Regions from separate parts of the Homo sapiens genome. Here regions 1 and 3 are each linked to region 2. The links are chromatin contacts, found by Hi-C or POLR2A ChIA-PET in ENCODE. All regions are on one chromosome and are shown on one strand. Each heading gives the region's core, a stretch centred on a gene start or an enhancer-like site at or near the end of the contact. The rest is flanking DNA. Distances are from core to core; before and after follow the strand shown.

Region 1 (4,269 bases), core at 24-2,523, 860 kb before region 2:
ATCACTAGATAGAACCATACACATATTGTTACATCAGGCAGAAGGTTTCGAGGGTTCTATTAACAAAGTGCTACGAATGAACTGGGTGGAAGAAAGTACATAGGTCTCCCATTCAAGGGTTCATCAGCCTTCACTAAGGAAATTTAAGTCAAAGTAGCTGACAGTGAGTCAGCATTTTGGAAGGCAGGTAGAGATGGTGAAGAAATAAGGAAATTCTTCTATGAGTCATGATAGATATTTAAGCTTGTTAAAAAATGTTTTTGACTACCTACTCCCTTTGCCTACAGAGTCCAGTTAAGGTATCTTAAAAATTATGGAAATAAAAACAATCGGTCGCTGTCTGTCCTCGCCAAACTCAAAAAAGGCTAAGCCTTTTGTGCTTAAACACATACTCATCAGTAACTATTCTACCTTACACTGAACATAACTAAGCTAGGTTGTTCTTCTTGGGAATGTACTTGCAAGTTAATACTGCACTGCAACTATAAGGTTTTTTAAAAGACATCAGTTGTACATTATAAATTAAATCTAGTTTAAATCAATATAATTCAATTTATCCTAGCAAGGAAGTTTTTTAAGGATGGTCTGATTTTTTTTTTACAGGAATAATCTTTGCATAATTTTACACCCCATACATGAGATGATTAGGATTCAATCTCAATCAGAAAAATCCCTTTATGGTGTCCTTATGGCTTTCCTGTATCCTAACAGAAAAATCCTAGCAGAAGCATTTCCCCTTTACCCAGTTCCTGTTCTCTTATCACAGTTCTATTCCTCCACACTCCCTTCCTGCTAGGCACGGGAATTTGAAAGGGCAGGGAAAAATCGGTGAAAGTTTGTCTTCTACTTGGGTAATCCAACACCACCGCATCCAGTAGTATATAATTCTTTTTGCATGTATATCAGATCCTCCCCAATCCCTCTCCCATACCTCTTTCTCACTTTTCTCTCATTATCCGGTCCTCTTGTTTTCCTTGACCCCCACATTCCTGTCTAAATCATCCTCCTGGCCTCAGGTCCTTATCGCCTTCCTGAGACCCTCATGTTTAGTGTTCCCTCATTCCTCTTACACCTAGGATTTCTCCTCCTTCCATAAGGGTCTGGTCCTTCATCCCTCCCGCTTCACCAGACCCCCTCACCCTGGGAGCCGCCACCTCCCTTTCCCCAAGACCAGATGTCGCGCGGCCGGACACAGCCAGCACGGAGAGTCGATGCCGGCGTCTGAGCTGCGCAGTGGGGTCTTCCCGCTGCCCAGCAGCCTACAGGCGCGGTGCACTCTGGGGGAACATGGCCGCTTCCGGTCTCCCTCCCGGGCCGGCGCTGGCCTGACTGCGGCCCCGGTCCGTAGCACTCCGCCCTCCGCTTCTCCCGCCCTGTAGCCGCGAAGACTGCTTCAGCCTTTCCCTGTGCTGCCCCTGCCGCGCGATGGAGAAGAGCTCGAGCTGCGAGAGTCTTGGCTCCCAGCCGGCGGCGGCTCGGCCGCCCAGCGTGGACTCCTTGTCCAGGTAACCAGGACGCCCAGGGCCCCGCCCAGCGTCCGAAGGGGATGGAGAGGGGCCGGGGACCTGCTGGATTGTTGCCCCAATTCGCGGATTCTGGTTTCTGAAGGCTACGCCGGAATTCCTTCCCCGGGACTTGGGAACCACTTCTGCCTCCCTCCCTGGGGCGTGGAGGCTGAGGAAAAGGAGGTTAAAACTCGCTGCTTCTTTATCGATTCCTCTACCTTTCATATTCCGATCTCGTTTTCTCCCCGATGGAGGTGGTCCCAGTTAATTACTTTCTCCTGTCTTTCATTCCCTCTCAAACCTTTTTTAAGACAGTTCCCCCCGCCCCCATTCTTTTCCCCACATTTCCTGTCTTTCTCTGTCACTTTTTCCAAAACCATCCTAAAGTCAGTCTTTCCTCCTCCACCCCTTCTTATGTCTTTGGTTTTTGGGTTCTTGCCCAGCCCTTTTCTCTCTTTTCATGGCTTCACCTTCTTAATTTCTTTCATGCTTTTCTCTACACTCTGATTTTCTTCTCGCCTCCCTTTTTGCTTAAATATGTAAATAAAAATGTCTCCTGTGCTTCTCTTTTCTAAATCTTCCAGCTGAAAGTCAGTATCAAGGAATCTGAGTGGTTTTTATCCCCAGTGATAGGTTTAAGAAAACAAAATGAGTGGTAGTTTTCTTCCTTCTTGGGCTACTGGTTCTCCACGTTGTCATTTCTCTTGTAACAGATGGGAATTTTATCCTGGAATTTTGAGGAGGACTTTATGCAGCTTTGCAGAGAGCTTTTATGAATATTAACTAGACGCGTTTTGGATGCAGTCTTTTTCTTTGATTTTAAAATAATGATTTAAAAATTTTTTAAAAAATAATATAAGACCTGTATTTGCTTTTTATGCAGCCACGATGAAATCTGGTTCTTTTCCACTGAATAATAGTCTAATTGTTATTAGAGAGTGATTCGATAACTGCTGTGTGAAAACACACAATTTTCATTTTCTCCTTCAATCAGTTGAAGTGGCTCTATTATAATTCATTTTGGATTCTGCTAAATATGGGTAGTTATTGCCTTTTTTCCTGTTGATGTTCAGCACCTCACTGGGGAACCACTGTCTGATCCCGTCATTCTACATTGCCATATGCACTCATAGCTCCCTGCACAGTCGTTTTTCAGAGTCTTTAATAAGCACACTATAATTGTTGGCTTAAAGTGCCTTTTCTACCAGGTTATAAGCTATTATACTTGAGGGCAATCTTAATCATCTTCATATCTCCAGCACTTAACATAGTCTCAGCATGTGATAGGTGCTCACTAAATGGTTTTTTTTTTTTCGAATTTGTAGCCTGAATTATCCAGGAAAGGAGGATTTTTCTTTGCAGTTTGATTATATATATTGCACGTTTGAATCAAGTATTTTTTGAATTCTGTATTTATTGCTTTGAAATTTGGAAAGCTGAGGATTAACATGTTCAGTTGTGTAATTCATTCAGAAAACAGGTTGGAAAATTCGAATTTTATGGGAAAGTTACAAATGACAACTATGCCTCAGAATAGCATAAGAGGCAACCAGTACTCTCATCCAAGGCAGAGAAGTTAGAACCACATGAAGCAGCACAGTATGTTAGAAAGAAGGAAGTACTGGAAGTTAGGAAGCTCCCATGCTGAAGTCTCTGGCTGAGCTAGCTCTTTGGTCTTTTCATTTAGACTTTCTAGTCTACAGTTTTCTCATCTTTTAAAATAAGAAGCTTGATCTAGAAAATCTGTAAGGTCCCTTGGAACTCTAACATTGTCATTTTTAAAATTTTAATGACAATACTAAGATGAATGCATTGATATTAATTTTAAAGATAATTCCTTTGCAAATAACCTTTGTTTTGGATTTTTGCAATTACACGAAATAAGTGTCCTTTATTATTACAAACTAATATACCTAACGGTGCCACTTGAACATATTTATTTCCTAAAACAGAAAGCCCAGCAAGTATAAAGATTATATATGTATATGAACTTCTCTATAAAAAATTATGTTACTGACAAATTTGAGAAAATTAAGTACTCCTCGAGAGAATTGTGATATAGTAGATTAGCCTAATCCTCTCTGGACAAAAATATAAGTATGATTCCTATTTTCCATAAGAGAATGCCAGCTTTCATTACTCTCCTCTGGAAGGTAGAAAAGTAACATTTACTTAATGTCTACTGTATGGAAGTTTCCCTGCTAAATTCTATGTATCTTTTATTTCATTAATCATCATACCTGTTTGTGGCACTCTCCTTAATCAACAGTATGTAATAGATACATTATAGACACTAGTTAGAAAGCTTAATTTTAAACAATCTAGGCTAACACTTCATCGCAGGTGACTCTAATACATTGCCAGTGTGGCCTGCTTTGGTCTCATAGCTATGTTAAGTGTCTATCTAGATTGTTTAAGTTATTTCTTTTGTTTCATTAGCCTTTGACAAAGCAAAATTATTGCTGTTTGGCCTATATTATCTCAGTTTTTGCAGAAATGATTCCCTTAAATTGTAGTTTATTTTTATGCTTTCTGTTTTTATACAGAGGCCTAATTGGGAAACTGCCTTTGGAATTTGTTTTGATATCTCTGGCAGAATAATAGTTAATATTGTTAAATGTGTCACAGAATGTTTTTCACACATGCATTAACATAAATTTCTGCTGAGTTTAGCTACAAAGAAAATTATTTATAGAAAAAATTATGTATGCTCCTTGTTTGTTAGTAAGTGGTAACTATATAACTGCGTCTTTCTCTTTAGCTT
Region 2 (4,369 bases), core at 1-2,500:
CCTCTTCTTCCAGGGACGTTGCTTCCATAGACTGAGTATGTGATCCTTTTCCCCCAAGTCCTCCATCACGTTGCTTCCTGATGCATCATTTTCTTAAGAGGACATCTGTCCTTCCTCTTCAGGAGACTTGGGGGGCCTCTTGGATCGCGACCTTGACTTGGATTTCCTCTTGGATACCCGGGGAGGACTCCTGGTCATAGATGAAGACCTGGACCGCGAGCGAGACCTGGAGACCGAGGAGGACTTGGATCGTCGCGCAGAGCTCGATTTGGAGGTTGATGCAGAGCGAGAGCTAGTGGAGGACCCAGACTTCGAGTGAGACCGGCTGCTGTGATATCGGCTGTAGCGAGAGTTACTGTAACCAGATGAGCTGTAGTGAGATCCGCCGTAGCGAGATTCCCTGTAGCGAGATCTGCTGTAGGGAGAGCGGCTGTAGCGCGACCGGCTGTAAGGAGATCGGCTGTAGGGAGACCGGCTATAGCGAGAACCCCTATAGCGAGATCGGCTGCGGGACCTGGAGCAGCTGGGACCCCGGGATCGGCTGCGGTGTCGCCGCCTGGGGCTGCGGCTCCGCCGCCCGTAGCTGCGGCTCCGCCGTCCGTAGCCGCCGCCTCTGGACCTGCCGCGTGGCTCTCCCTGGCGGCTGCGGGGCAGGTCCCGGCGGCCATAGCGCGCCACCTGCACCCGCAGCTCGCGTCCGTCCAGCTCCGCCCCGTCCATGGCGGCCTCGGCGTCTTGGGCGTCGCGCCGGTCGTGAAAGCGGACGAAAGCGAAGCCCCGGGGCGCCTTGGTGTGGGGCTCCCGCGGGATGTACACGTCGCCCACGCGCCCGTACTTCTCGAACACGCGCCTCAAGCTGTCGGGAGAGGTGCGGTAGGTCAGGTTGTCCACCTTGAGGGTGATCATGCCGTCCACGTCGGGAGGGGGGCGGCCGCAGCTCATGGCTCCGAGAGCAGCCCGGGCCCGGAAACTGGCGCTGCTCTGGGCGCTGACGGTGCGACCTGCGTTTCTTTCTCGCGGTTGCGCCCCGCGTGGGGACGCCGGGAAAGGCCGGGCGGAGAGGCGGGCGGCGGAGCTCCGCAGGGAGCGCCCTGGAGCAGCAACTTCCGAGTTCCCAATTTCAGGCCAAATACTCCAGGACCCAGAGGAAGGTTTCCTTTTGGTAGCTGAACTCCAAATGAAGCCAGGCCCCGAAGATCCTGGCCTTGTACCTGGGCAACATCCTAACCTAATCAGCGCCCAGCTAATGTAATCACTGGGCTGGATTTACATTAGACGTCCCACCCTCCCATGCTCCTCCCTATTATTCTACGTTTTAAACCAATCTTAAGAACAAAGCTAACTGATTAAAGGTCAATTTATGGGAACAGGCAATCCAGACAAATATTAAACAAAAGAAACCTAGGGCAACAATATTAATATCCAGTGTATTGATAGGATCAAAGGAGCACATTTCATAGTTATTGAAAAGAAAATTCACTAGGAAAACATTACAGTGATGAACTTAACGCACCTAAACACATAACAGTGACACATAGCCAAGACTGAGAGTTATAAGGTAAAACTGAAAAATCTGCACTCATGATGGAAGTTTGTTTTTTCCCCGTAACACCGTTTTCTCAGAAATCAATAGTGCAGAGAACAAAACTAGTAATGCTATAATAATTTGCACAACAAACAACAATTTTGATCATATAACCTGCAACAACCAAAAATATATAGAAAACAGAAGAATTTCCCAATACAAGACTACAAAATAAATGTCAATTAAAATTTAATAGGTCAATAAATTCAGCACATCTGGACCTCAGTGAAATAATATTGAAGGTTAAAAATAAAAAACCTGAATCCAATCATATTTACTTGAAAATTAATAACCACATTTCTAAAACTTTTTTTATGTTGAAGTCAAGCAATTAGTAAAACAAAACCAAAACAAAAAATAAAACATTAAAATAAAAATAGAATTACAAATAAAAGGGACAATATGTTTTTTTAAAAAGATGATTAATAAAACTGAAATCTAACACTTTTAAAGAAAAAAACAATCTAGCAATACTGATGAAGAAATACAGTTTCTAAATCTGGAAAGGAAATATACAGAAAGGGCCTAGAGCATCTTGGAGTGCTGGAAAATAAGGATGTGATAAATAGAAAACAAACAAAAGCATTGATGGGGTAATTTTAGAGGGGTACAAAAACCAATAAAACAGCTCCCAATGGCCAAATCTTGAACAATTTAAGGAACAAACTAAAATACTACTATATCATATTCCAAAATATAAAATAAATATTAATCTGTGCTGTTGTAAATAAATGATTAAATAAATTAACACATTGGAGAAAAGAGAGAAAACTCCTCTGCAGGAGAATTCTAAATTAATTAAATTAATTAAAACGTTGCTGATTTTGAAAATGTTATGTAACCTTATATACATAGAATTGTGCTTTTTATATTTTAATGTATTTTGTGTTTTATTTCCCTCATCTATGTGTTCCATGTAGCTGTACTTGATCCTGTTACCTTGCCGTAAGGCATTCAATGGTATAAATGTTTGTGCTGTTGATGGGCACTTGGGTTGTTTCCACTTTTGGCCTCTTACAGTGTTGCTCAGAACATGCTTGGACATGTATACTGGAGCTCATGTGTCCTCTTAGGTATGAATGGATCCCTTGTCACAGAATACAGGCAGCCCACTGTAACCTCTGGCTTCAGCATCAGTGAATTCAGCCAACTGTGGGTAGAAATTATTCAGAAAAAAAAAACAATAAAAATAAATAGAACATAATACAGTAAACAATTATTTACATAGCATTTTCATCATAATGTAAGTAATCTAGAGATGACTTAAAGTATGTTGGAAAATACGTATAGGTTACATGCTCATACCAAGCCATTTTATATATGGACTTGAAAATCCTCAGAATCCTCAGGGGTTACTAAGGACCAAACCCCATCCACCTGCAGAATATCAAGGGACAACTGTATGTGAATTCAAACTTTACCATGCCTGATTGTTTTTCAACAGTTTTTATCAATTTACACACAGGATAGCTGTGTATGAGGGTGCTCAGTGCTCTTCACTTTTGCAAACCTTTGGTGAATATCAGACTTTTTAGTTTTAGCCAGTTAGGTGAGGGCATTAAGATTTGTTTTACCTGTGATTTCGTCCCCACACAACAGCCTGGGGTGACACAGTGAGATTTTGTCACTTAAAACTTAAAAAAAAAAAATTCATTTCCCTAACTGCAAATGAGAGTGAGTAATTTTTTCACGTTCATTGGCCATTTGGGTATTCTTACTCATAAGCTGCCTATTATGTATTTTGTCCATTTTTCTATTGGGTTGGCGTTCTCTGCACTAGCTCTTTATATATAATGGATATCAGCTCTTTGCTGGATATGAGTAATACAATATCAGTTCACACTCCTTGGTTTGTCATTTCTCTCTTTTTTTCATATCTTTTGATGAACAGAAGTCCCTCTTTATTTCTAATAGTAAAATATTATTTAAAATAGCTAACATACCTGGTGACTATAACATGGCAAACACTGTTCGGTTTACTCTTGGTACAATAAATCATTTAATTCTTATGACCTATAAGAAGATTCATACCTCTAATTTTCAGATGACAGAACTGAGTCATTGAGACATTAAGTCACTTGTTCAAGGCGGTAGAGCTAGCACTGTTAGAGTCAAATATTTAAATGACAACCCCCAAAATGATGCCTTAAAACAAAAAAAAGACTTCTCCCTTATCAAACTGTAATATTTGAGCTGATATCAACAGTACCTCTAAGCACAGATACTGAGACCAGACACAGATACATGTACAGTTGACCCTGGAACAATGAGGGGATTCAGGGTGCTGAATCCCTGTGCAGTTGAAACTCCTCAAATACTTTTGACTCCTCCCAAAACTGAACTACTAAGAGCCTGCTGTTGACTGGAAGTCTTACAGATATCAACGGTTGATTAACACAGATTTTGTATGTGACATGTACTAAATACTGGATTCTTACAGTAAAGAAAACTAGAGAAAAGAAAATGTTTTTAAGAAAATCATAAGGAGGAGAAAATGTATTTACTATACTGTACTATATTTATGGATACCTTAACCATTTACAAGATGAATAGCCTGTCTGAAATGGCTGGCAACCTCACTGCAGACCTCAATGTACCCTACACATCAAGCAATTCAACATTTTCTTATACTGTCGTGACTTTTCTCTGCTTCTTGGGAACATTTCCAGCATCACTAGTGGCACTTCGTCTGGGCCCCATAGTATTATTCAAGCTTTAGGATATTGCCCTAAACATGATACTCAAGAGATCACTTTTTACTGTGATAGACAATTTACCAGAGAG
Region 3 (4,014 bases), core at 265-2,764, 620 kb before region 2:
CTCATCAACTGTTTTCTCTTCCCTTATCCCTTTCCAGCTGCATCTGCCTCCTTTCCATTCCTCATCCCCACCAATTTTGTTCTCATCTTAAGGCTCTTCTGGGACTCTTCCTCCAAATCCTGTCATTGCTGTCTCATTAACATTCTAATCTCAGCTCAAATGTTTCCTCCTCAGAAAGCTGTCCCTGACCACCCAATCTAAAGAAATCTTTCACCTGACTCACTCTATGCTATGCCACCCTTTTAAATTTTTCTTCATGAGTGTTTTCACTATCTAGAATAATCATTTTTATTTGTATGTTTTTCATTATATCTCTCTCATTAAAGTAAAAACTCTAAGGACAAAATGTTGCATCTATCTCATTTCTGTATTCTCAGAATGTAGAACAGTGTCTGGTACAAAGTAGATGCTCAATAAATGTGTTGACTGCATAAGTGAATCCTTTCCAAACAGGTTGGTTGAAAATTGCTGGTGGATAAGCAGATGGCAAGCAGGGAGCCCTATTCTGAGAGTGGATTTCTGCTCTTGTGAAAAGATGAAACAAGAACACATTATTCAACGAATTAACAAAAACAGTTCTGGACTCTTCCGGTTACAGGGCAAGTGTTTTTGAAGGTGAAAACAATGTGGTCTTGATCTCTTTTCCTGGCTTTGCAAAGAACAAGGAAGATGAAATCAGTGATTTCAAAATGAGTCACTGGAAACAAGTGTTTTTCAAAGAACACACCTTGAAGTTTAAACCAGGTGACGATGAGGGAGGAAGAAAAACATGATGGTATTTTAGACCTCGTAAACTTTTCAGCAGTTCAGAGGAGGTTTGTCAATTCAAATATGTACATGAAACCATGGGCTATCGTACCCTCAAGGAATGAGTGATTCTGGGTATCTGTGGATGGCTGTTTTCCTGATAACTGATGGTTAACTTGTAATTGCTGTAACTGATTTTTTTTAATGGAAAACATTCTAAAAATTTTCCCTTGATTAAGGGAGGCAGTGGAATAAACATGGGCTGCAGGGCAGGATAGACGTAGGCTATGTCCAAGTTCTGCAACTAAAAAATTCTATGACGTTGGCACTTACCCACACTGAGATACAGGTTCTTTATCTGAAAGATGGGACTAATGATAGCTCATTGAAGGGTTGTGTGGATGACATAAAACAGTGATTGTAAAAATGTCACTATACTAAATAGAAATTTCAGACATGGTAAATATTATTGAAGCTACTAGAAAAATATGCGCTTTAAAGATATTGATCAACATATATCCTTTTCTAATGCCTCATTGTCAATATTATGAACAGATAAAATCTGTAACGTCTTGTTAAAATAGCTATAGATCCATGTGATGTAAAATATGAGCTCAAATATGTGTCAGTACCACTAGCAACATTAAAATTGTGCTTTTCTGGAAACACCTCTGATGTCAGATTGTTTCTACCCATTTGCCTTTCTGTCATGACAGTTAAGTGAGATGTGGTGAAATTCATGACTTCCAGGTCAGCTTTACATGGCCACTTTCATGCAAAATCAATTAGTCAACTAAAGACTGTCTTTCAGAAGTAGATTTGTGATCCTCCAAAAAGCCTCTCTTGTCTGTGTTGATGCACTCCTTGGCAGGATGTAAGGTAGTGTTTTCTAGGTTTCTTCCATGGACCCAGTGGAAAAGGATTCTGTGATAAAATACTTTTGGGAGTTAGATTGTCAATGCACGGTGACAACTTCAAGACTCTGAAATGTCATAAAGCAAGACAAAATATTTAATTTGGAACTAATATTTCTTAAACAATTAGAGTACAATTTTTCTTTAACATAACACCTGTTCACAGGAAATTCACTTGCTACAGAACACATTTGAAGTAACACTGCTGTAAGAAAATGTTATGTTTCTTAAGAAAATAAAACCAAGAACTTTAAGGTCGTCCTTGGAAGGAGAGGCTCTTGTAGAGAAGGAAGAGACATCATTCTGACCCTGAAGTTTTATCACTTTCCAAGGTAGGAAAATGCCATATCGTATAGGGCATTGCATACTATACATTCCCTGGGGAGCATTTTGAAAATGTGGGGGCACTTTTGTCTTCTAGCATGATCATACTTGAGCATTTACTTATGAAAGACCATTATCATCAACTATTTTCCTTTTATTTTTTCTTTTATAATATAGTTTAATACTTATATTGATTTCTTCTTATGTGCAGATAGGTTATATTATTTTTGAATTTTATTTTAGTATAGCAAAGGGATGATCACAAAATATTCGTTCTAAGAAGGTGTTGTTCGTGTAGCAGGGGTGGGAATTACTCATTTAGGGGTTTCTTGCTTATTTCTACTGTCACCCTCACACAGGTATGCCAGTGTCAGGAGGCTCTTGTCCTTCTTTTAATTTTGTCCCTGGCAAAACAAAACAAAATTTTGCTAACTGCTCAAGGAGAAAAGCAGGGAAATAAATATGGAGAGTTGGAAGAAATCACAGTAGGAAGAATCTAAACAGTTTGGCCCACAAGATGTGACTTTCTGCAGCATCTTACAGAATCTGTCCCAGCCCCTGTGTGTCCCAGAGATAAAGAAATGATTTATTTGAATCTCCAACTTTCTAGTACTTGGCTTATTTCCATGAGTTGATTATTAATTTTTGAATGTATCATCCAAGAAACACTTTCTTAGAAATTGACATCCTCCAAAGCTCAGGTCAGGAACATGAGACAGTTTTACTTTTCCCCTTGTATTTATTAGAATTGGGTTCAGTGTCTTGTGGAAGAAAACCCAAATATGGCAGCTTAAATCAGAACTTTTTGTTGTCTCATGTAAAAACTGGAGATCAGCATCCAAGAGGGATATGAACAAGTTTCCTCCAGTTTTCTTCTCTGCCATCCCTTGGGGGTGTTGTATATGGTCCAAGATGCTTGTTGAAGCTCCGGTTATTATCCATATCAGTTAAGAGAAAGAAGAAAAGAAAGGAGAAAATCATGCCTTTTCCCTTTTTAAACACTGTTCCAAAGTTGTACACACTACTTCTTTGGCCAGAACTTGGTTGTAAGGTTGCACATATCTGCAAAGACGACTAGGAAATGTAATCATCATTCCAGGAACCCACAAGCCCAGCTGAGATTAGTGGGTTCCATAATAGTTGGGATAAAATTTCACCCCCATTTTCCAAAGTAGCCTCATTTATTCTGGATTCCATATTTCCAGATTTGCCTGTTACTTATATAACTGACTTTAGAATTGACTTCAGATACTTCGGGTGTCCCTTTTATAGGTGCAATAGTTACGCAATAACTTATTTTAATATAATAGGAGCATTTATATGATAGAAAATGTTTCTGTACTTTAATGGTGTATGAGATGTATTCTCATGTGAGTACAACTTACTCTTCCTCTGATTTCTCCACCACCGACAGTGAAAACATCTTCAAAATACTCATCTTCTACTTGCAGTTTTTCTTATGAGATGTGAATTAATAATTCTTTTTCCAACTATATTTAGCCTTTTGATGCCAAACCTTGGTATGAAACATCAGAATTAGCCCTGATAAAAATGTACATGATTCAGTCAGCTTCAATTATTCATAAAACATTATAATTTTCCATTGAGCATTGAACCAGAAATGGGATAATTATGATGTTATATGGCTGAACACATAAAAAAAGTAGTGTACATTTTTCAGTTTATGGAAGATGCATCTTTACTATATGTCTGCATGCTCAGATAAATTGTTGTAGCTTCCTCTTCTGAGCATCAGTGTCACAGAGAGTAGATAAGCAATATTGTCTGGATGGACTTGGATTTGTCAGTGTTCCCTGGCTTCTCAATGTAAACTTTATATCCTCAAGTTCTCCAACCTTTAAGGCCACACTTACTCTGAATAATAATACTAATGATAATAATAATAATAATAATAATAACAATATGGGCATCCTTTCCACATGTACAGAAAATGTAGTATCTTCTCATAACCTATCCCCACATATTCCTGAGAATCCCCAAGGAACACTCACGTGCCCCACAAATCTAT

What was found. A loop is a pair of places that touch in the nucleus more often than their neighbours do. ChIA-PET counts read pairs that join two places held with the same protein, here RNA polymerase II (POLR2A). Pooled maps may share reads with other maps.
Region 1: a loop to region 2 is called in a pooled map, with 7 times the contacts of the local background. The contact joins the promoter of MTMR2 here to the promoter of SRSF8 in region 2. A Hi-C loop is called at or near these places in 1 of 37 single-sample maps with no recorded cell type and 9 of 50 pooled maps. POLR2A ChIA-PET finds 5 or more read pairs at or near these places in 1 of 52 experiments (HEK293).
Region 3: a pooled map shows a loop between it and region 2 (4-fold over the local background). The contact joins the enhancer-like site here to the promoter of SRSF8 in region 2. A Hi-C loop is called at or near these places in 4 of 50 pooled maps. POLR2A ChIA-PET finds 5 or more read pairs at or near these places in 5 of 52 experiments (B cell, CD4-positive, alpha-beta T cell, activated CD8-positive, alpha-beta T cell and 2 more).

The regions. Positions count from the first base shown.
Region 1 is chr11:95,921,111-95,925,379 of GRCh38, reverse strand. It overlaps MTMR2 (myotubularin related protein 2), which reads left to right and starts at 1,273. Exons shown (of 15, transcript NM_016156.6): 1 at 1,273-1,505. The coding sequence starts at 1,426. RefSeq lists enhancers at 1,056-1,185, 1,246-1,295.
Region 2 is chr11:95,063,800-95,068,168 of GRCh38, reverse strand. It overlaps SRSF8 (serine and arginine rich splicing factor 8), which reads right to left and starts at 1,250. Exons shown (of 1, transcript NM_032102.4): 1 at 1-1,250. The coding sequence starts at 942. The coding sequence ends at 94. RefSeq lists enhancers at 65-174, 755-944, 669-1,426 and a silencer at 1,195-1,274.
Region 3 is chr11:95,685,716-95,689,729 of GRCh38, reverse strand. No RefSeq gene overlaps it. Among named protein-coding and RNA genes, the nearest start is that of FAM76B, 100 kb to the left of the region's middle. Within about 2 kb of position 1,514, at least 2 of the 41 ENCODE cell types and tissues checked have a DNase peak (open chromatin) inside an H3K27ac peak, as active enhancers do; they include CD4-positive, alpha-beta T cell, where a contact is called at or near this core.